2 separate regions of the Homo sapiens genome follow, and region 2 is linked to region 1. Evidence: read pairs that join two places in POLR2A ChIA-PET (ENCODE). Cell type or tissue: CD4-positive, alpha-beta T cell. All regions are shown on one strand. Links, peaks and the distances in the headings refer to the core of each region. The heading gives the core; the rest is flanking DNA.

The links. ChIA-PET counts read pairs that join two places held together with the same protein. Peaks named below come from ENCODE experiments on the same cell type or tissue, not always from the same donor. Only the 100,000 strongest peaks of a DNase experiment are listed, where the experiment ranks them.
Region 2: POLR2A ChIA-PET joins it to region 1 with 5 read pairs; 2 of 35 experiments call an interaction of 5 or more read pairs at or near these places.

What each region holds. Positions count from the first base shown.
Region 1 is chr12:15,557,012-15,568,553 of GRCh38, reverse strand. It overlaps PTPRO (protein tyrosine phosphatase receptor type O), which reads right to left. Exons shown (of 27, transcript NM_030667.3): 16 at 11,031-11,099; 17 at 8,278-8,361; 18 at 2,926-2,961. Among named protein-coding and RNA genes, the nearest start is that of EPS8, 230 kb to the left of the region's middle. In CD4-positive, alpha-beta T cell, for the core only: no CTCF peak of the experiment used is centred there; a DNase peak (open chromatin) is centred at 4,673; H3K4me3 peaks cover 1,496 bases; H3K27ac peaks cover 1,931 bases.
Region 2 is chr12:15,274,957-15,286,498 of GRCh38, reverse strand. The region is part of intron 2 of LOC105369673 (a long non-coding RNA gene); the gene reads left to right. Among named protein-coding and RNA genes, the nearest start is that of PTPRO, 42 kb to the left of the region's middle. In CD4-positive, alpha-beta T cell, for the core only: no CTCF peak of the experiment used is centred there; no DNase peak of the experiment used is centred there.

The DNA of each region.
Region 1 (11,542 bases), core at 3,656-6,155:
AGCCTTTCCACTTTGGCAGGGTCTTTATAGTTGACCCTTCCCTTGGTCTTGTGGTGTGTTACTCAGCTTATATCATCTAACTGTGGTCTTTTTTGTTTTGTTTTGTTTTGTTTTGTTTTGTTTTGAGACAGAGTCTCACTCTGTCACCCAGACTGGAGTGTAGTGGCACTATTTCGGCTCACTGCAACTTCTGCCTCCTAGGTTCAAGCGATTCTCCTGCCTCAGCCTCCCAAGTAGCTGGGACTACAGGCAGGTGCCACCACACCTGGCTAATTTTTGTATTTTTAGTAGAGATTTGGTTTCACCATGTTGTCCAAGGTGGTCTTGAAATCCTGACCTCAAGTGATCCACCTGCCTCAGCCTCCCAAAGTGCTGGGATTACAGGTGTGAGCCACTGCACCTGGCCTAACTGTGGTCTTATGTCCAATTAGAAAATACATAGTATTTAATAATGCTCATTTAAAGTTGTTGATTAGCTAATCTGATTAATTCATTTATGTTAACATTTTAGTAAATTTTAGAGGGCGTTATATCTTCCAGAGAATACCTTTAAACTGAAATGTTTTTACTTAATAACAATAACTCATTTATAAAACACGCTACACTTCATAAATAGTCACATGCATTATCTTGCTTAATTGATCCCTGAGGTAGGAATAGACAACATTAGCTCCATGCTCCAGCTGAGAGAGCCACGGCTAAGAGAGTTAAGTGAGTAGCCCAACATCACATGTCTACTAAGCAGTAGAATTCTCACTGGAATCCAGGGAGAGTAAGTCCTGGTTCAAAGCTTTTCCCACTTCAAACTTGTTATCCTTCCAAAAGAATGGGCTAAAGTTGGGACTCCTCTCCTGGAATGAACCCCCTTAGAACTGCACTCTCTGGCTGGTGTCTTTGGGCAGTGTATCGACCTTAAAGTTGGATTTAACAACTCTAGCTTTCATCTTGTTACTAGGAAAATGGGCACATGTATACAGAAGGCAAACCAGACAAAGTATTAATGGGTTAAAAGAAGTAAAAGCAAGAAGCAGAGGGAAAAGAGAGAGAGAGGAAGGAATAGCAAACAGAAGAATGGACATAAGGGAGAAGGAGAATGACAAGGAGAAGAAAAAGAAAGCTGGAAGGGAGTAGAGACCAAAAGGACAAATATCTACAGAGGAAAAAGAAAAAGAGGAGGTGATGGAAAGGAAGGATGGAATGAAGACAAGTGGAGATAGAAAATGGGAACCAGGGGGATATGGTAGTGGTGGGGCATTTGGAGGGAAAGAGAAATGGTAGAGAAGGCAAATAAAAAGGTGAGAGGAAAGCCTTTCAAGAAATGTCTTCTAGAGAAGGAGAGAGGAGTCAAAGGAAAATGAGAGGGGGGAAGGTGGAAGCCGAATTGATGTGAGTTTTTTTTTGCTTGTGGGTATGTTCTACCACTCCTAATCTCTACCCTATCTTTTGTCTGGGTCTTGCTTCTCCTTCTTTTCTTTGCCTGAGTCATGGGAGGAGCAAGCCTTGACAGTCTCTCCTTTTCGTCCAAGGACGCTATCTTCTAAATGCTCTAGTCTCTGCCTCTTTAGCTCACCTGCCAACCCAACCAACAGTTTTTGGTAACAAAGTCTTTCTGTTTCTGTGAAATCATCCCTCCCAGGTGATGGTACCCTCTCCTCTATTCAGTCTGGTCTTATCTCTCCTACATCAGTTGGTATAAGCCAGTGGAATGTATGCTGGTTTGAAATTGACTTAGAGGCTGGACACGGTGCCTCATGCCTGTAATCCCAGCACTTTGGGAGGCTGAGGAGGGTGGATCACATGAGGTCAGGAGTTCGAGACCAGTCTGACCAATATAGTGAAATTTCGTCTCTACTAAAAATACAAAAATCAGCCAGGCATGGTGGCGTGTGCCTGTAGTATTAGCTACTGGGGAGGCTGAGGCAGGAGAATCACTTGAACCTGGGAGACAGAGGTTGCAGTGAGCCAAGATTGTGCCACTGCACTCCAGCCTGGGTGACAGAGCGAGACTTCATCTCCAAAAAATAAAATAAAATAAATTAAAAAATAAAAATAAAAAATGAAATTGACTTAGAAAAAATTATTCTGTTTTCATATATGCCATAAAATTATATGCCACTCAAGACTAACTAGAAACATTTTTACATCAACTTTTCTTTTGGATTATGTCATGGATTACTCATGATTTCTTTCCATAAGCATAGATGCCACAGACCTGGCTGGACCCCCTAATTTCCTTCTTGTACTAATTCACCAATGTTCTATCCAGGCAGGTATCAAGAACAAACTCTATATAAAGGAAAGTTCCACTTTTCATATGTAGAATTATAACTAAGAAAAGGCATGGAGGTGATAATCTAATAGGCTTTTGAAATCAACTGGGGGTTAATTTTCACTTACCACAATAGTAATTCTTCTCATTTAATGGTTTAATAGATAAGGAAAACCACAGGCTAGATTAATTATCTTTTCTATTTATTATACAGGTTTCTTGAGAAAGCATTATCAAAGTATCTATTATAACATCAAATAGAGTAAAAGCCTTTTCCTGCAATAAACACAGAATTTCAAAATACTAAAAGGATTTTTGAAACCCTTTGATGTAGTTAAATATTAGATTTTCATATACTGTATTTAGAATACCATACTTCCTCCTCCAAGACTTTAAAAATTGCTAACGATCCACTCTCTCAGATTTGATATGATAAACATTGTCCTTATTTCTGATGTGATTTCTGTGATACACTTTTCTAGTGGCCACTGCCACTCAGGCATAAACAACCAGTACATTATTGTGCTTAGCTATTGTAATATGCATTTGCCTCTTTCTTAAGCGTCCCTTCTCTTTGAAGACAAGCAATCTTTAATTGGAACGTTAAGATTATTATAACAAACATCCTTTTAAATGACATAGTAAGAAAAACTTACTTTGTCAGTTTCCTCTTCTTTAAACCATTTTTACTCCTGATAATTAAAAAAGAAAAGACAAATTTATCTGGGCAGAAGAATTGATTAACATAATAATTAAACTTGAACAGCTTTAAATAATTACATCAGGTACCTCAGTTTTATTTAATTTTCATTAAACACATATCAGGTTTGTTTACTTTTCCTTACATGAGAAGATAATAATAATTTCAGATTCATTTTTTAAAACTCTACTAGATTGCATGAACATATCTGCACTTTATACTTCCCATTTGCCAAAAACTGAGTTCTAGAAATGAAATTTCTAACTGCTGTTGATTAAGTTGCTAAAGCAGTTTGTAAATATATAGAAGTATCTATCTACCACCTGAACACTCCAATTTCTACAGGCAGGAAGGAAGAATGGGGGAATAAATGGAGAACTAATAAAGAGACGGTGGAATGTTGTTTTCTTAATTAAAGACTAAAATAACATTTTCTGACATTTTTCTCTGGGGATGTGAATGTGTGCTGTCAGTGTGGACATGTACCTTGTATAATTCTACTATGGCGTTGTTTTTATTCCATCTTGAACTAATTTTTAAGCTATCTGAAGAACTGGACCTATTACCTGCTTGCTCTTCATCATTACTAGTCTATAAGCTCAAACACAGGAAATGCTAATGCATGCTTTAGTTAGTTACATTTGTTTAGGAGATAATTAAGGTAATGATTTTCACCCAACCAAGTAAGATAACTTACCTAAGTTAGCTAAGGCTAACAGTATCTATTGAAGCACTTTGTGATTGTATTCTTATTGTTGTCTATAAATAGTAAATACAGAAACATGATTGACTGTACAAGTGATGTTACAGCAAACTTTTTTGCAAGTAATTTTCAGAGGTCTTTACATAATTTTGATAGAAGCACCCAACTTTTCAGAAAATAAACAGTCTATAGTAAATAACCAGTTGTAATCTTAGTACTTTAATGTGTCCAAATATTTATTTATATTTAAAATTATGAATGTTTGGATATCTCCACTTCCTGAAAGCTTTTAGCAGGACGAAGCAGTACTTTGTGCTTTCACAGCACTTTGCAAACGGAGAGTTTCTCACATTGTGTGATTGTTAGTTGCAGGTACACACCTTGCTACACTCACTATAGCTTCCCCCCAGGGCTGAGCATAGTTAATGAAACACCTAGTGGGTGGTCAATAAATGCTTATTCAGTTGAACTGAAACAAAATAATCTCTGCCATGTTACCCTCTGAATTTCACCTAATGATTCCTTTAACAATTGAATACTAGACTTGGGCTTGTGATGTTCTGATTGAAAAGATGGGACTTGTGGATGAAGAGAAAATAATGCAGGTCAAGAAATGTAGGAACACGTCCACGAAGGCAAGTGGTGTTTGTGGTTTTCAGGTAGTTTTAATTTCTTCCCACTTCTAAGTGAAAACAATCCATTCAATGGTTCTTGTTCTATTTTTTCTCCCTCATCCTCTTTGTCTTCCACACTTGAGATTTAGAGGGAAAAATCAGTCCAGTTTTTACTTTGCCTCTCCCTGATCCCCTCAAAAAACACTATCATGTTGGACATAGCTGTATCTTATAGGCATTTGGGAACCTAAAGGAATATTTATTGATCATGTTTTTTATTCAGCCCCGTGATGGTAATTTAGTTAGTTTTAGGAGTTCCACATTTACTTCCTGTAGTAAGAGCCAATTACTTCAGTGCTTTCGGAAAGCAGAATGTCAGCGGAGATGACTAACAGCTCTGGTAAAGTCAGGAGGCTGCCAACACATTTTGTGATCAGGAGTGAACAAAAAAATACTTTCCTATCCAAACAGGCTTTAAAAGAAACTAGGAAGTAACAAATGTATGTAAGAGGGTAACACTGAATAAATTCAGTGCTGAAATATTAAGCTGCTACTACTCGGCAGCTGCGTAGAAACTTGATTCATGGAGGAGAGACACATTTTTTTTCTTTCAATCTCATTCATTATTGAATGAACTTTCAATATAACGTATAATTCCACTACATGTTTTGTATGACATATTATCATATACTTATTGGCATAAGTAATCATGATTTGTATACAATTTTCATTGTTCTATTTAGATCTTGCTGATTCCAAGGAGTTTCTGTATCCTAAGGCTGTGGAACATGACAGGATTGAATTATGAAACTCCACAGCAACACTGATAAAATGTTCCTACATTTTCAATTGCTGTGCTAATTCCGAGACTAAAACCAGGGGAAAATTCACGCAAATTAAGGCTTTGCTAGCAATTTTAACTTAAGCACATTCTGGAAAGAGCCAATATGTGCACATGTTACAGTGACGATTTTGTGTGACATGTAGGGTTCGCCTTTTCATTGCAAAAGATTTTCCAAATCAATAAATAACCCCCATCAGACATACCTACAGCATATATGCATAGAGGATTGTGCACTTTTAGTTTTTTCTCTTTCACTTATATTAGGTAAGGTTCAAAATCCTAATGACTTCAAAAAGTTAAGATACATTCTGCATAAATTAGCCATGGTTATGACAGTCTTGGAAAGCCATCCATACTGCAATTCATTCCGAAAAAGCAATAGCAAGGACATGAGATTTATAATAGTTAAAACAAGACAAAACAAAACTCTAAAAGTCTCCAATTTTGTAAGTGCTGCTTACTCTTTGATGAGCTAAGCAGAAACCATCCCCAAACCTTAAAAAGGACTTTAGTATATTATATCATTCTTCAAATAGAATGTGCAATCATCAGGAGTAAAGCTGAGCATTTTCAACTAAATGCCACTTCTTGCTTAAAATGCCAACTGCCTAGGATTGAGAACAAGCAGATAAATACCTGAGTACAGCATGAGGGTCATTATGGCAGTAAAAAAAAAAAAAAAGATTTAACACTGAATCTAGATATAGCTAGTTCAACTTAGATGATTTCTTTCAATAGGAAACATACTCTTAAGTTCTGAAAGTCAGAAATCCTTGCAGAACACAATCCTGAGACCAACCTAACTGGGTACTGGTGCTCCACACTGATTCTGCTACCACCCCAGGAAGAGATTCGAGCAACACTATGAGAGAGAGAAAGAGTTTTTTGATTTCCACACAAACCACTAGTGGCATCAGATGGGTTTTAGAAAATCAACAGGAACATATATTTCCAAGAAACCGACAGTTTAGAAAGGAAGTTGGACAGTGTGTTAGGCAGTGTGCGTCTGGGGAGATGGCTCTTGTTATTTGCAGCTGTTGTTCACAGGGTAGGTGAAATATGAAGACAAACACATCATTAGGAGGATTAAAAATGACTCTTTAGCCAATGAAAGCAGGGGAAAATAACCACAAGTTATTAGATGAAGCAAACAGGGAATTGGAGTGGTTGTGTGAGTAGAAGCTGTATTTCCACGAGCGGGGAGCATGAATTTCACTTCTTTTGTATCTGGCATTGTACAAAAGGGCTGAGAACATAGTTTATATCCAGTATGTTTTTACTAGTTGATATGTGTGAAATTTACTGAAGTTACAGAAAGCATGCAGCTCTATGTTTTACCTTCTCTTCTCAACTGGAGACAACCATTTACAGTTTCAAGGTGATTCTTCTAAAAATTACTGAAGGGTATTTTCTCCCCATAAGTTGGGCCTCGTGCTATTTGATTGGTATTAGAAATAGCAGACCTTGTGAGGGTTGCTGAAATTTGAGCATATGTTCATCAATGAGGCCTATTAAGGAATACATGCTTACTTGCACAGGCCTACCTTACAGAAGCTTAAAAACGCACTGTGGAAAATGAGAAAGTCTCAGAGAATTAAGCAAGGAAATGATATATGCATCTTTCTTTCATTTTATTTGCAATCTGGGATACTTTATGGGTATTTGCTGTTAGTATTTTAATGGTAGGCACACTATTTGAGGATGATTAGTAGATGTTCAGTTAAAAGTAAATGTATATTTTGAAGGTTGAAATGGAATTTATGTGTGCTATTCATACCTGAAAACTATTTGATGTCAAATACTGAAAATACGGAGTTGACTGTGCTGAAGCCCTATACTAAAAACTGTAACAATGAACTTAGAATAACAGTGAATGGGTCCTCAGCATCTAGCACATTCCTCTGACTTTATTACCTACACATCATGTCTACTTTGTTTCAAAAGCTTTCCTCTAGTCTCTTTTTTTAAAAGAAGATATGAATTCTGGAATTAACAATCTCTATTTTGAGGAAATCCTTTTTTATGTTCCTTCCAGTGCAACTTGAAATCCTAAATTCTGCCAGCTGTATTTATTCTGTCCTTGGAGGAGCTGGAGAACATTTGGTCAATTGTCTTTTTGAATAAATAAATGCTCCAGATTGCTTTTCATACCCGCACCACCACCCCATAAGCTATTTTTTTTCCAGTCTATGAGATATTTTTATTGTTTTCTTCTGAGACCTTTTCAAGTTGTCCACATTTATGGATCTGTCTGTACATAATTTAGTACCTAAACACTAGGTATTAATATTTAAGGACAATGATTTTCTTGTCAGTTCCCCTGGAAACTGCTACCTTTTATCTTATAGCACAGGAAAAGAAAGAGTTCTTAATTCTTTAGTCTCAGAATTCAAGGTTACTGTTATCATTACATATTAAAAAGTCAAAAGGAACACTTCAAGATTTGATTATTAAAATGATCCAGAAGTTAAGAAAATAAGAAATTAAAGGAGTCTGCTCTTTACAGAGGAAAGAATAGATTTCAGAGAGACCTGAGTTTGGAACCTGGATTCTGTACATAGTGGAATGTGCTACTAAGACAGTAAATCTCCGTAAGCCCCTATTTCCACATTTCTAAAATGGGACTAGTAATACTCTCTGCAGGATTGCGGGGGAAAATTAAATCAGATAATCATACAAAGAGGCTTGCGTATAGTCAGCTGTTTAATAGTCACTGAGTTAGCATTATTATAAAAACAAGGAGGCCTCAGATACAGAGGATTGTATAGACTCTGATTTCTCCATCTTAATGCATTTCTACCTTCTTGGAAATTTGGAGCTCTCTAATGGATGAAGATGATAATGGAAAATGGAAAGCATTATTTGCAAAGATGAGAGGCCAATGGATTGACTCAATGAAGAAACAAATAACTAGTACTAAATGGGAAAAAACGCTTGCCAACAACATCACGGAAAAAAATTTAACGGAAAACCTTATAGTTAATATCTTTGTACCGGTAACTGCTTTAATTCACTTCAATACATGATTAATAACTTTAGATGTTACTGAACATACAAAATAGTTAAAAAGAAACTTTCCTTTTTGTTTACTTCTTGAAAGCTAACTTTTAAAGAGTTTGTGTTAAACAGTAAAAAAAAATCACTTACCAAGGATTAATATAAAATGCCAAAAGATAATCAGTCCAAAGACATGAGGGTAGCAGGGTTAAGAAAGCAAATATACTCCTACGCCTGTGTGCATTAATAGACAACAGATGGAAAGATGAAAAAGTTGCAAGAGTTAGTAATATAAACTGTGAATAGATATCAGTAAATTACCTATTGGGATTAATTAATATGACAAGCACCTTAATTACAATTAAATATTAATCCATTCTGTGAAATATAAATGTGCGGGCTTAAATGCTACAATATTGACAAAATCAGTTTTTATTCACACATGACCTTATTGTAATCAGATATATTTCTTTCAACTTACTTTGTGTTAATTAGTCTGCTACCAGGTGATTACATTTTGCATTCAGTTAAATGAAGCACTTATATGCCTCATTAGTTATCTTGAAGCTTATTCTTGGATATTATTCTTCCTATGCTTAAGCCTATTTTAAGAAACCTCTGTAACATCATTTGACAGCTAAACAGCAGCTTGTGTGAGAAAATAAAAATGGTCAGTTTACATATACTGATTCCGGTGAAGACTAAGCTTTTAAGAGACATTCTTAATAAAGCTGCACTACTAGGTGTGACTTTCTGTATTGTTTTTAAATTACTATAAAATTTATAAATATAACCCTTAAAACAGAGGTATGGATGATACAAGGATATCATTCATTCAAGATAAGTAGCTCATCAACTACTTAGTCTGTGACCTCACTGATATTCAGCTAAGTAGGAGCAAAATAGTTTAGCTTCACTTCAATTCTAATTCAGACTGTTGATTTAAATGCCTGGTTTCAGATATTCAAACCACTTGTCAAATAGAACACCCATTAATATAGATTTTAAAATATCCTGTGACTGCATCTATAGTTATTCTGAGAATTAGGGGGAAAAATACTGTCACCTTGTCACTTCAGTTATTACAAATCTTCACTGAGATATCTATTCTCAGTCAGCTAGAAAATGCTAGAGTCGGCAAAACTGTCTTTGTGAAGAGCTGCAAAATGTGCTTGATTTTATAGAAAGATCCTGAAGTGAATTCTTTTTTGCTTCAGCTCTCCCATGACTGGTCTCCCATAAATTCCATGAATTGTGACTGGCTGTGAAGTTAGTTAATATCTATCTCTCATGAGTCACAAGTATTAAATACATATAATTGGATTGGTTCCTAGATGGGCCACTCATCACTGATCTCCCATTGGGCCTCCCAAGGGTGAACCAGGCATGAAACAAGTATCAGTGAGTCAACCTCTTAATTTTGGAAAGAGTGCTAATATATTTGAACAAACCTAGTAACGTTTCCTAACTTTTCACCATCAAGGGTTGATGGATTTCTTTTTCTTCACAGTTGGGTTGTTTTTTAATAGCAAAATTCTACTCATGTTAAAATTTTTAAATGGCACAACATATTGCCTTATTAAAAGAAATCTGGTTTCAACTAGATTTTCAACTAGAGTGAGTATCAGCTACACTGAGGGAAGTAAAATTTATATCCTAAATAAAGTTCTCCCTCCCTCATTGATTCTGTAAAATTTCCAGTCTCCCATGTGTATTTCTTTAAGATTAACCATTTTAGGGAGTTAGTAAACAGAAAGAAATAACTGAACAATGATTAATATGACATATATTCATTTACATATACTTTGCATAGTTTCTTGCAAAAGAAACAAACTAGACCATGTAAGTAGTACATGTTAGCTTCATGTTAAATGTTTACTTAATTAGTACTTTTGTTGGGCATTGATTGAACTGGATAGGATTGTTAATCTTCATCTATCATTGTCAGGTATAATGTCAACCAATTTAATCTCTTGACAATGCTCTTTAAAATTCGAACACTTCCTCCTTCCGGGTCCTTAATACTCAAGCATAAAGAAAAATGAAGCCATGTTTTCTTATGAAACTTCACTGGCTTTGATATTTATTTATCTGTAAGCATGAGAACTGAATACTGGGCTGTACAACTTTTTAACAGAAGTGGTGGCTCTTATTGCCTCAGGCACTGAAATGTGAGTTTAAAATGGAGATGCTGGGTTGGCATGGGGGCTCAGGCCTGTAATCCCAGCACTTTGGGAGGCCGAGGTGGGAGGATCACTTCAGCCCAGGAGTTCGAGACCAGCCTGGGCAATATAGTGAGACCTCATCTCTACAAATATCTAAAAATTAGCCAGATTTGGTGGTGCGCGCCTGTAGTCCCAGCTACTCGGGAGGCTGAGGTGGAAAGATTACTTGAGCCCAGGAGGCAGAGATTGCAGTGAGTTGAGATCATCCTGCACTCCAGCCCGGGTGACGAAAGAGGGAGATTCTGTCTCCTCAAAAAATACAAAACAATAAAAAATAAAATAAAATAAAATATAAAATAAAATGGAGAAGCCGATCTGTCGCAAGCTGCTTCATTGGAATCTCTTCTCGTGCCTTTAGCCACCACTTGTTCAGCGGCGCTCCTGCATTTAAGCCCTTTTTCAGCACAGGTATGGGCTCCTGCGTGTGCACCACTGTTTCAGTCCCTTGTTTAGTATTGTAAATACAGAGCAGACCATGATGCTTTCCCTACTTCAGAACTGCACTGAGCTTATATAAACCATTATATTCTGTGAAGATCTAGCCATTGAAAGTCTACCATCACCGAAATTACAAAAGGATAATCAGACAAAACTATCCCCAAAGGATAGTAAAATCGACTTTGGAGCACACACAGCATAGTTAAACTATGTAGAAGCTTGTTCCAAAACAATACTCACCAGTTGTATGGAAGCTTTCCATCCCTCTCTAAGGATGCAAAATTGACAAATGTACCAGCTCCACACTCCCTGTTTTAAAGGAACCACAAAATCAAGGTTACTGCTTGACAAAGCATTCTTACGTTGACCTAAAAGTAAAGAGAGTCTTTACCAGCTTATCATCACAGCATTAAATTAAAAAAAAGAAGAAGCTAGGCCAGGTGCGGTGGCTCACGCCTGTAATCCCAGTACTTTGGGAGGCCGAGGTGGGCGGATCACCTGAGGTCAGGAGTTTCGCCAACATGGCGAAACCCTGTCTCTACTAAAACTACAAAAATTAGCTAGGCGTGGTGGCACTTGCCTGTAATCCCAGCTACTCGGGAGGCTGAGGCAAGATAATTGCTTGAACCTGGGAGACAGAGGTTGTGGTGAGCAGAGATCGCGCCACCGCACTCCAGCCTGGGTGACAGAGCAAGACTCTGTCTCAAAAAGAAAAAGAAAAAAAAAAAAAACAAAATAAAAGAAGCTAATAG
Region 2 (11,542 bases), core at 6,043-8,542, 280 kb after region 1:
GGTTTAAGGTTTATAGTATACATCTTTATCTTATCACAGTCCTTTTTTCTGATAACATCATACTACTTCATGTATAGTATAAGAAACTTATAGTAGCAGTATACTTTCATTTTTCTTTTCCCATCCTTGTGTTACATATTTTATTTGTACATATTTTATTACCAGTACATTGTAATTATTTTTGTTTAAATAGTCTATTACTCTTTAAGGACATGTAAATAATAAGGAAACAATCTTATAGATTTCCCTGCATAGGTACCATTTCCAGTGCTCTTCGTATCTTTGTGTAGACCCACATTTCCATCTGCTGTAATTTTAATTCTTCCTAAAGGACTTTCTTGAATATTTATTAAAGTTTAAGTAGTTGTAGATAAATTCTTTAAATTTTTATGTGTTAAAAAGTCTTTATTTTGTCTTCATTTTCAAATATATTTTATCTGGGTATAAAATTTGGCTGGTAGTATTTTTCTTTCAGTACTTTAAAGATTTCACTCCATTTATTTCTCACTTAATTGTTTCTAATGAGAAATCTACCATTATGCTGATTCTTGTTGTTTTGTACCTAACATGTCTCACTTCTCAGGCTGCTTTTAGAATTTTCTATTTATCATTGGTTTTGAGCAGTTTGCACATGATGTATTTTGGTGTGATTTTCTTCATATCTCTCAACATATACTTAGTATTTATTGAGATTATTGGATCCGTGCATTTATATTATATATTTCTTCAGATTTGGAAGAAAAACTTATCCATATTTCATCTTATATTTCTTCTCCTCCCTCCCATCTCCTTTGAGGACTCCAATTACATGACTATTAGGCTTCTTGAAATTGTTCCACAGAGCAGTGATGCTTTTTTCCTTTTCTAATCTGTTTCATTTCAGGAAGTTTCTATTACTATGTCTTTAAATTCAGTAATATTTTTTCAGCAATATCTAATCTGTTGTTTCTCCTATCTAGTTTAGTTTTCACTATGGGTATTATTGCTTCCATTTCCAAGGACTTTACTTGGGTCTTTTAAAAAGTATCTTTCATGTTTCTACTTAACTTTTCAACATATGGAATACAGTTATAATAAATGTTAGATGTTGTCTGCTAACTAAAACTTCTGACGGTTCTGGATCAGCTTCACTAAATTGATTTTTGTCTTTTGCATGGATTGCAACCTGCTTCTTTAGGTGTTAAGTAATTTTTGAATGGGCATCAGAAATGATAAACTTTACATTATTGGGTAGTGTATATTTTGTGTTGTGACATATATTCTTGAATTTAGTTCTGTGATACAGTTAAGTTAGTGCAAAACAGCTCATCCTGTTGAGACAGTTTTTGATTTGGCAGGTGGAACCTGAGCACACTAATTATTCACCTTCCTGAGGCAAGACTCTTTTTGAGTCCTCTAACAAATGCACTGGTATTTATGAAGTTTTCCAGGCTGGCTGGTGGAAACTAGCACTGTTCCCAGTCCTGTATGAGCACTGGCTGTTGTTCTCTCTAATCCTTTCAGGTGGTTCTTCCCTGGAACTGGGTAATTTCCTCACATACATGCACTAATGAGCATTCTACTTATCGCTTGAGGATGTATCCTCTGCAGGTCTTTGGGGTCCTCTCACTTTGTAGCTTTCTCTTTTCTGCTACTCTGCTTTGCAAAGTCTAGCCACCTTGGATTTTATGGACTCTCAGCTTATTCCCTCAATTCAGGGAGTTCACTTGACTCTGTCCATGTTTCCCCTCCTTAAGTTGCTGCCTGGAATTTCTCTGAAGGCAGTAAGCTGGAATCCACTGAGGCTTATCTTATTTGTTTCCCATTTGTCATGGATCACTGTTTTTTGTTGCCTGATGTCCAATGTCATGAAAATCTTGGTTTTATTTATTTTCTCTGGTTTTTCCCCCCATTTCAAGTAGGATGGTAAATCTGTTTTCCATTAGTCCATTTTTGGAAGAAGTGGAAGTTTCTCATTTCTGTTCATTTTAGAAATTGATTGTAATGGCTATCATATCTTTTAAAATATCCTCAAATATTTAGAGAACTAAATAAATGAAGTACAGAGTTGTCTATGCTTATTGTATTATGATACTGATTTTTATATTCCACCCATCAATTACACAAAGGTTTTCGTTAAAATTCAGTTATTGTATTTCTATTTTCCCTGATGTTGATCACTCTTGAAAATAAGTAGTAATATGTTGTATTTCTATTTTTAAAAATATTCAAAATCCATCAAAACTATTTGGGATATTTTTGATATAGGTTAAATAATAAATTTATGGCTGTATTTTTAAGCATGCAGATATGAGAGTTTTCGTAAGTGACATGATTTTCAGCAACAAAATCACATAGTGATCCAAACATTAGCTGATAGCAGTTCTCAAATATATTTTGCATGACAAGTCCCTTTAAAAACAGGTAGGTTCTGATTTGCATTTCTCTGATGGCCAGTGATGATGAGCATTTTTTCATGTGTTTTTTGGCTGCATAAATGTCTTCTTTTGAGAAGTGTCTGTTCATGTCCTTCACCCACTTTTTGATGGGGTTGTTTGTTTTTTTCTTGTAAATTTGTTTGAGTTCATTGTAGATTCTGGATATTAGCCCTTTGTCAGATGAGTAGGTTGCGAAAATTTTCTCCCAATTTGCAGGTTGCCTGTTCACTCTGATGGTAGTTTCTTTTGCTGTGCAGAAGCTCTTTAGTTTAATTAGATCCCATTTGTCAGTTTTGTCTTTTGTTGCCATTGCTTTTGGTGTTTTGGACATGAAGTCCTTGCCCATGCCTATGTCCTGAATGGTAATGCCTAGGTTTTCTTCTAGGGTTTTTATGGTTTTAGGTCTAACGTTTAAATCTTTAATCCATCTTGAATTGATTTTTGTATAAGGTGTAAGGAAGGGATCCAGTTTCAGCTTTCTACATACCATCTCACACCAGTTAGAATGGCAATCATTAAAAAAGTCAGGAAACAACAGGTGCTGGAGAGGATGTGGAGAAATAGGAACACTTTTACACTGTTGGTGGGACTGTAAACTAGTTCAACCATTGTGGAAGTCAGTGTGGCGATTCCTCAGGGATCTAGAACTAGAAATACCATTTGACCCAGCCATCCCATTACTGGGTATATACCCAAATGACTATAAATCATGCTGCTATAAAGACACATGCACACGTATGTTTGTTGCGGCATTATTCACAATAGCAAAGACTTGGAACCAACCCAGATGTCCAACAATGATAGACTGGATTAAGAAAATGTGGCACATATACACCATGGAATACTATGCAGCCATAAAAAATGATGAGTTCATGTCCTTTGTAGGGACATGGATGAAATTGGAAATCATCGTTCTCAGTAAACTATCGCAAGAACAAAAAACCAAACACTGCATATTCTCACTCATAGGTGGGAATTGAACAATGAGATCACATGGACACAGGAAGGGGAATATCACACTCTGGGGACTGTGGTGGGGTGGGGGGAGGGGGGAGGGATAGCATTGGGAGATATACCTAATGCTAGATGACGAGTTAGTGGGTGCAGCGCACCAGCATGGCACATGTATACATATGTAACTAACCTGCACAATGTGCACATGTACCCTAAAACTTAAAGTATAATAAAAAAAAAACAAAAAAAAAACAGGTAGGTTCTCACTCTTTGTTAAAAAAAACTCACCTTTACCTTGAAGGAATAGATTATATATTTATTTTGAGAAATATATCTTCTGGGTAGCACATTACTGAAAATCACTAGTTCTCCCTGAACAGGTCAGCAAATTGGGCTTAATGCAGCTTGAAACATCACTGGAAAAAAATTGTAAATGTTTGTGTGCGTTCTCTGGATGCTCAGATCCCAAACGTCTCACTAATCATGATGGCTCCACATTATCATTTGCAAACATTTCAAAGCAGCAAACACACCTAGCATGAGATTCAAACAGCCTGGATAATTTCAAATCATTTTGGCTTACTTCCTGTCTTATCTAATTACATCCTCATTGTTTTCAACCTTTTGATGTGCTTATAAAGAGATCAAATTAGAAATGGAAGTTTCTGCCAATTTTTCTTTGTCTGTGAATTATTGGTATTATGTTTAGTCCATGTTTTTTGCAAGATGGCATGAAGTCTATGGCATGAAGCCAGCACTGACCCCTCCTCTATACTTAGAATTTCTGCCTTTCTCCCAGCATGCCTTGGTGACCATATGTGACACTTGCTTCTTTTCCATATGAATACATTAGGACACCAGTATAAATCCATATATGATGTGTTAGAAAAGCTTACTTTCTTATTTTTTAAATTTAAAATATATAATTAAAAGTTCTTATATTTTGGTCCACATTCCACCATGGAGAGAGGATTGGCTTGGCTTTAAGGTATAATGTCTCTTGTTGATACACTCAGCTAAATTAGAGAGCTACAAGAAAGGACAGAATTAGACTCCTAAGGCTATAGCTATTGAGTAATGGAAGCAGACAGATCACTCAGGCAACTACTGTCACAATAACGAGCCTTTAAGAAGAAAACCTTCTGAGAATGAAGGGACATATAGGGATTGCACTTAAAAAAATTAAACTCATGTAACTACTACTGGAATATATAACCAAATCTCTTGTAAAAGAAAACTCCTTGCCAGTTAAAGAATAAGACCAAATTGATGTACTTTCCTGCATCAGAGAAATCCTATACCCAGTACCAGGAAATTCTATGCACAGATATATTAATCGATACATTAATGGAGCTGAAGTTCTGCTGTCAGCAGATCTTGTCATTCAATGAAGCATGTCCAGGTGGATAAAAACATGAAGAATTACTTTCTAAAGAACAGGTTTTAGTTTTGGAAAGAATTTTATGACAGTTAAGTAGGTTTTTTTAATACCAAGCTTGCACTCATTTCCCTGATTTAGAGGTGCAATGTTTCTGTAGTGTCTAATTTTAAACTTGTCCTGTCAGGTTTGAAATGTATGATTTTGGCAACCTTTGCAACTGTGCAAAGCATGTATTTCAAGATACTGTGGTCTTTAGGCTTCTACTTCCTCAGTACTAGATTGTTCCCAAAAGAATGTATGAAGGATGAATGGATCAGAAAAGACATTACGCTGGAGATGAGAATCAAAATCCTGACTCTAAAGTATTTTGTTGACAGTTGGCTTTTTACCTTCCACATTGAAATACTCTTTGTGAGGGTCATGCGGTTTAACTCATTGCTACAACTTGGAGGAAAATGTGCAATGTCAAGCATTCCTGTATGGTCCAAAACCTGCCATAATGGCTGCCAATGGCTCTTCCTTTTCTGAAAGGAGTATCTGAGTTTCATGATGTCAGATAATCATCCTTGCAATAGGAAATTCAAGTTTCTGGAAGCTCCTCTTTCCTTGCAAGTCACTGTCAATTCAATCATTGAGTAAAGTGTTCCTGTGTGACAGGAGCAGATTAGCAGATGATCCCAGAAAAATCTAAGCACTGAAGATAGAATGCTAAGGATTTTTTAATTATTTCTTTATTTTAAAAAATTGATACTTCTTTCCTCTTTTTACGTCATGTTTCACTCATCCCCCTTAGAACTATTGGCAAGATCATGGGCTAAGAGAAAATTTAAAAGTATTTATTGAATTTAGAAACATCAGCAAGAATTTATTCTACCTTCAATATGAGATAGCTCTGTAGCAGTACTATAAAGTAGAATAACAGATTTTACAAACCATGCTTTTCATTTTATGATGTTTTTAAAGATGTGGTTCATGTACATATAATTCATGGTGAAAGATGGAATAATTTTAAGTTATACATAGATTAATGCCCATATGTAAATGTATATACACACATTATTTCACTGTGTAATTGGTAAATCTCATTAGTGCCTCAAAATCAGGGTTGCAGAATTATGATTTTTTTAGGGTAAGGCTAGTTTTTTGAAAAAGGAGTTAGTTTGAAAACTACTTACAAACAACTGTTAGGTAAATAGCTGTATAAGCAATATGCAAATATGGGAAAATAATGTAGGCAGTGTGTATGAATAGCTGAGATTGGGGAAACTGCATTGTATTGCTCTGGTGGCGTGTGTTTACTATAAGGTCTTTGCTGACAAGGATTTTACATGCTGTTTTAGGCCAGGGTTCTGAGAAGCAGAGCCTGAGGCAGGGATTTTTGTCCAGGTGAATTACTGAGGGAACACTTTCAGGACAAAGCTATAGGGGAGGAAGGGAAGCAAGATAGGGCAAGATAAGCTAGGTAAATCAAGGTTTTAGGAGAATATTAGCTTCAGACTGATCCCCCAAGGAATTTTGATGTTTAAATGCAATAAAAAGTTTGCGTTGCCCATGGGTGAGGTGGCTGAACTGTTGTAACCTCACTTCAGTCTGCCACAGGCCATAGGACACTTGTGGGATTAGTACAATTTTTCCAGTCATGTCCTGGTAAGGTGGCAATCCTCTGGAACAGTCACAGCGACTGGTTGATGAGTGCACTGGCCTGGTAAGGGAATCTGGACAGGACACCAGGAGTGTCTGCAATGCAATTTTAGGAGAAAAAAAATACTCAAAAGAATAGTAAACACCCCAAATACACTGAGATCGCCAACTGTTAGCTCTTAATTCAGGAGGACTTTGGAGCCAACTAGCAACAATGATATGTCATTTGTGGGAATTCCTGGCAGCAATCCTTAGGGTCATCTTAACCCTCTCCATGATGTTTTCACGTTTTCTATGCCAGCCTTCCTGGGCCTGATGCATCAGGTGACATTCACTGTGTAGTAACCTGCTGGAGGTCGGAGACTGGCCTTATCTGATGGATACCTGCCCTGGGTGTTCCATGTATGTGGTCCTACTAGCTTTATGCACTCTCAATTCCATAGAGCCATCACAAAAAAGAAATATTTCCTCTTCCTTAGATAGTATATCAGACAGAGATTAAATGTACATAATCAGTTAGTTGTGGCAGGCACTTAGAGGAGAGAAAGATTAGGTTTCAATTTGTGGGAGACATGGCTTCCGGCAATGGCTGGCCCACTACAGGGCATGCCAATTCATTGCAGTTGACCACATATTTCCGCCTAATATCTTGTGAACACAAACCGGATGCATCTGATTAAGTGCTCCCAGCTCTGGCTGTAATAAGTGGCTCGCTGGCAGTGTGCCTCCTTCCAGCTATTCTGGGAGCTGGGCTTGGAGCTGCTGAGATTTGGCATGCGCACCTCAGAGGCTTCCTCAGCTGGGCCAGGTGCCTGGCAGCACTCCTCTTCATTATTTTATTCTGTCTCCTTGTAGCTTCTCCCCACAACCCCACTTTTCCCTCTAAGCCATGCCTTGCTCAGCAGACCTTGCCTCGCTTTGTTCCCCATGGACTCTACATATCTTCTTTTGGCCTGGCTGCCTGATTTGGAGCAGTGCAGAGAGCCCCAAGCCAGGATCAGCTGGAGCGCCACTTGCAGTGAGCACGTTTATTAAATTTGGTCAACGACAGCCAGTTCAGGTCCCTGGCAAGCAAGCCTGTACAAAGTATTTCCTGTTGGAGATGATGATAGATGGTTTAGTGATTAACAACACAGACTCTAGAGCCAGACTCACGCATTTTGGCAATGTCACTTATTGGCTATGTTGCCTTGAGCAATTTACTGACTTTCCCATGACTCAGAAAGATCATCTATAAAATGGGAATAATAATAGTATCTCCTTCATAGGGTTGCTATGAGGATTAAATGAGTTGTTGCATATAAATGAGTATGAATAGGTCCTGGCACATAGAAAAATGCTGATGAAATATTAGCAACTTTTATTAGCATTATTTATATAGCTAATGTAATTTTTATTATTTAAGTATCTCACTTCTTCTAAGCAACTGAAGGTCTCTAATATTGTAGCTGAGGAATTCTCATTATAACTCTGTGTTATTATGTTCTATCTTGTCAATAACAAAATTGCAGCACAAAGAAATTGACCTTGTCTCACATTAAAGTACTAATTTTATTCAGTAATTTAAAAAAATGAGTTTGACTTATTTCTAATAAGTTGGAAAGATACACAAAATATATAATTGAGGAGCAACTGAAAATCAGAAAACAATATGCATGATATGATCATATGATTCCATTTCATGTTAAAAACATTTCTATATGTAATAATGTATGCGGTTATAGTCATATAGACATTATAATGTGGAGAAAATTATTAATCTTTATGATAACTGGCACAGAAATTATTTTTAGGAAGGGATCATCTTTGCTGAAAAGAAGCTTTGAAAAGACCCTTGTACATCAGAAAAGTGCCTCAGCCTGAGGGCTGAAGTTCAAGGGGAAGGAGGCAGAGGCTCAGTATTATAAAGGAGGGCAGTGGGCAGGTTCAAGGCTCGGTGCAGTGTTAGGGAAGGTCAAAGAGAAGCAAATTCCCAACTGGTGGTGGTGGTGAAGGAAGACTTAGAAAAGAATTGCCATAGGGTGAAGAAGACTTCAGCAAATTCTGCATCACTCCTAATGCTCTGTGGAGTGAATTTCCTTTGTGTAGAGTGTAGAAAAATGCTACCATCAGCTTCCAGGTTGGAAAGGGGAAAAGATGGGGTTCATCTGGAGATGGCCAGCATCTGAGTTACAGGTACAGGTACATGGACATGCATATATGAGGATATACACACACAGAGGCACAGACACACACACACATACACAGACACAGACACACACACACGGACACACACACACACGCATCAGTCAAAACTAGGAGACCACAACCCAGCCTGCTGTGTGGTTACATGAACAGGAGTATGGGATTGTACTGTGTAAAGAGGGTTCATAGTTTAAACTCTCTGTCTCTCTCTCTTTCTCCTTATCATGAGGAGCATGTATATATGTTTATATAAAAAGGCAAACAGTGTGTTTCCATGCCTCTTGGTGGAATGCAGCATAGGGCCTCTATCAATCTAGCTCAGGATTTCTGAGGCCAGGAATCCATCACCGTTGCCTTTACTGCAGGTATGAGTGCCGGGGAGGAGCTGGGCTTCTGGGATCAAAGTGTGTCTGTTTAGCTATTCAGCACGGAGGGCCCTGCTCTCCGTATATTTTTTGCTAACTTTCTTAAATGGTCCAACAGGGAAGAAGAACAACTGACATTATATAATGAACAATTCTATTCCAGGCACACTCCCTTATGTTTTCACCTTTATCATCCTTATTAGCTCCCCTAGTTAGTTATTGCAGGATCCATTTTACAGATGAAGGAATTGAAGCTTAGAAAGATTTAGCTAATCGCTCAAGGTCATACAACGAGCCAGTCCTGAAATCTCTGATGAAACTCAAGTACTTTTTGTTGTTGTTTCTAATTCCAGTCCCAACTTCCTCCCACCAAATGGGGTCCCAACCTTCCTACGAATAAATGTTCAACCCCCAACTCCCCAGGAGCACCCAGTTTCTAACTTTTTATCTGATCTCATGGCCCCCTATTACTCCTTGTTGATAACCCCTGCAGGGCGCCCTCTTCATTCTTCACATGGTTTGTAATTCTGCCAATTCCTTTTCCAATCGCTCTGTAGTTTTCTTTTGTTTTAGTCTAGTTATCATATGGAATTTTTCTTTTTCTCAGTCTTTTCAAGAAATGTTCTAATGGACTGGCTCTTTCAGGGTAGAATATTTTTTCCCCTTTTTCCATTCCTTGAGACACAATTGCTTAATAAATACCGGATGGACAAATGAATGAACGAATGAATGGATATGTTAGAGCTGTATCACAGTCTGGGGTTTTCTGACAGGCTGTACCCTACTGGACACTTCTTTGTCCCTCTTTTTTTTTTTTTAACTCAAAGTGAAAACATTCTCTTTTCCCCCACAACCTTTTCCTTTATTTCCACCTTCAAAGTTTGCTTCCCTTCCTTTCTCCGCACGTGGTCCTGTGGAACTCCCAGAAGCTGTGTGTCCACAGTAGCAGCAAGACTTGCTCCTTCTGAGAAAGGCTTAGCAAAGGAAAACAGAGTCCAGGTGGTTCCCAGGCCTCATCCAGTGAGATAGATGAGAGGCCCATTAACAAAACTAGAACCTTTTCCATAGCTTTAGCATTTGTGGATGCCAGTTATATTATGTGAATCGCTGACTCTTGGTATTTTAAAACTATAAAACATAAGTCCTTGAACCATATTCGTATTTCATTTATGAGAGTATGAAGTCTCTTGAGAAGAGAGTGTCACGCTTAAATCACTACCATCCATTAATCCTGATGGGAAGAGGAGGCCATTATCTGTGGGAATGTGCCGAAATCCTGCCATCTTGTGGCCAACTGAAATATGACATTTGTTAGTTTTTAAAATTCTGACACTGAGCGAAGAACCGCCAAGTTGCCAGGAATTCCTTGCTTTAGAATCAGTCTTCTTCATGCACTGGGGAAAAACTGACCTTCCTTCCAGCTCATCTCTTTGGTGCTTAGCATCTTCTCTTCTGGAAAAAAAAAATTTTCATTTTTTCCCAAAAGTTATTTCATCCGGTGGAAGGTTGGATTGTTAATCCATGCAGCCAAATGACTGCTACTAGAAAGGATGTGCTAGGTTTTCTATTGGATATTTTGATGTCTTTGAATTTTAGGAAGCAAAACCAATCAATCAATATCTCACGTGTGCTTTCCTTCACTTTTCTCCCGTTGCCTGACTGCGCAGATATCAGTCAGGATCCCAACAAGCCTTTAGTAGACATGAGGGTAAATGAAAGAAAAATAGGCCAGGTGTGTAATCCTAGCAATTTGGGAGGCTGAGGCAGGTGGATCACTTGAGGTCAGGAGTTCAAGACCGAACAGCCTGGCCAACGTGGTGAAACCCTGTCTGTACTAAAAATACAAAAATTGGCTGGGTGTAGTCCCAGCTACTCAGAAGGCTGAGGTAGGAGAATCGCTTGAACCCAGGAGAGGGAGGTTGCAGTGAGCTGAGATTGTACTACTGCACTCCAGCGTGAGTGACAGAGTGAGATCCTGTCAAAAAAAAAAAAAAAAAAAAAAAGGAAAATAAGTGATAAGATGGTGATTCCTCCATGAGACTGTGAAAGACCTATATGAAACTCCACTAGGATCTCAGTAGATGTGAAAGGCAGGCTTAATGAGGATCTCACTGACTACTTTAATTACATTTATCCTAGTAATGCCCAAAGAAGGAGGAGGAATCTGAAAAGCCACTGCCACACACAGGTCCTGCAAATGTAGAAACTGAAGTCATGTGGGAACTACTGATTTAAGGTCCCTGCCATTACACAGATAGTACAGAGACCCTGTAAAAACAATGGGTTTGGTACACATTTATCATAATTTGATTAGAAATTTTGGTCACCGACACTGCTGTCCTAAAAGTTCAGTTATTATTAATTTTTAAATATTGCAGTTGAATAAAAATGAGCTTTTTGTTCTGCTAGTTTTTAAAGCAACCCTAAGCACAGTCAGAGGAATACAAGTATTTCTAGATGTTTCAAATTATTAACAATTATTCATTCCTTCTTTCTATGCTAATAAAAACCAAACTCCTAAGGGCAATCATAGAGACTATGAATTGTTCTGGGGAAACTCGTTGTCTTTTTTGCAGTCATGACACTCAGAGGTAAAGTAA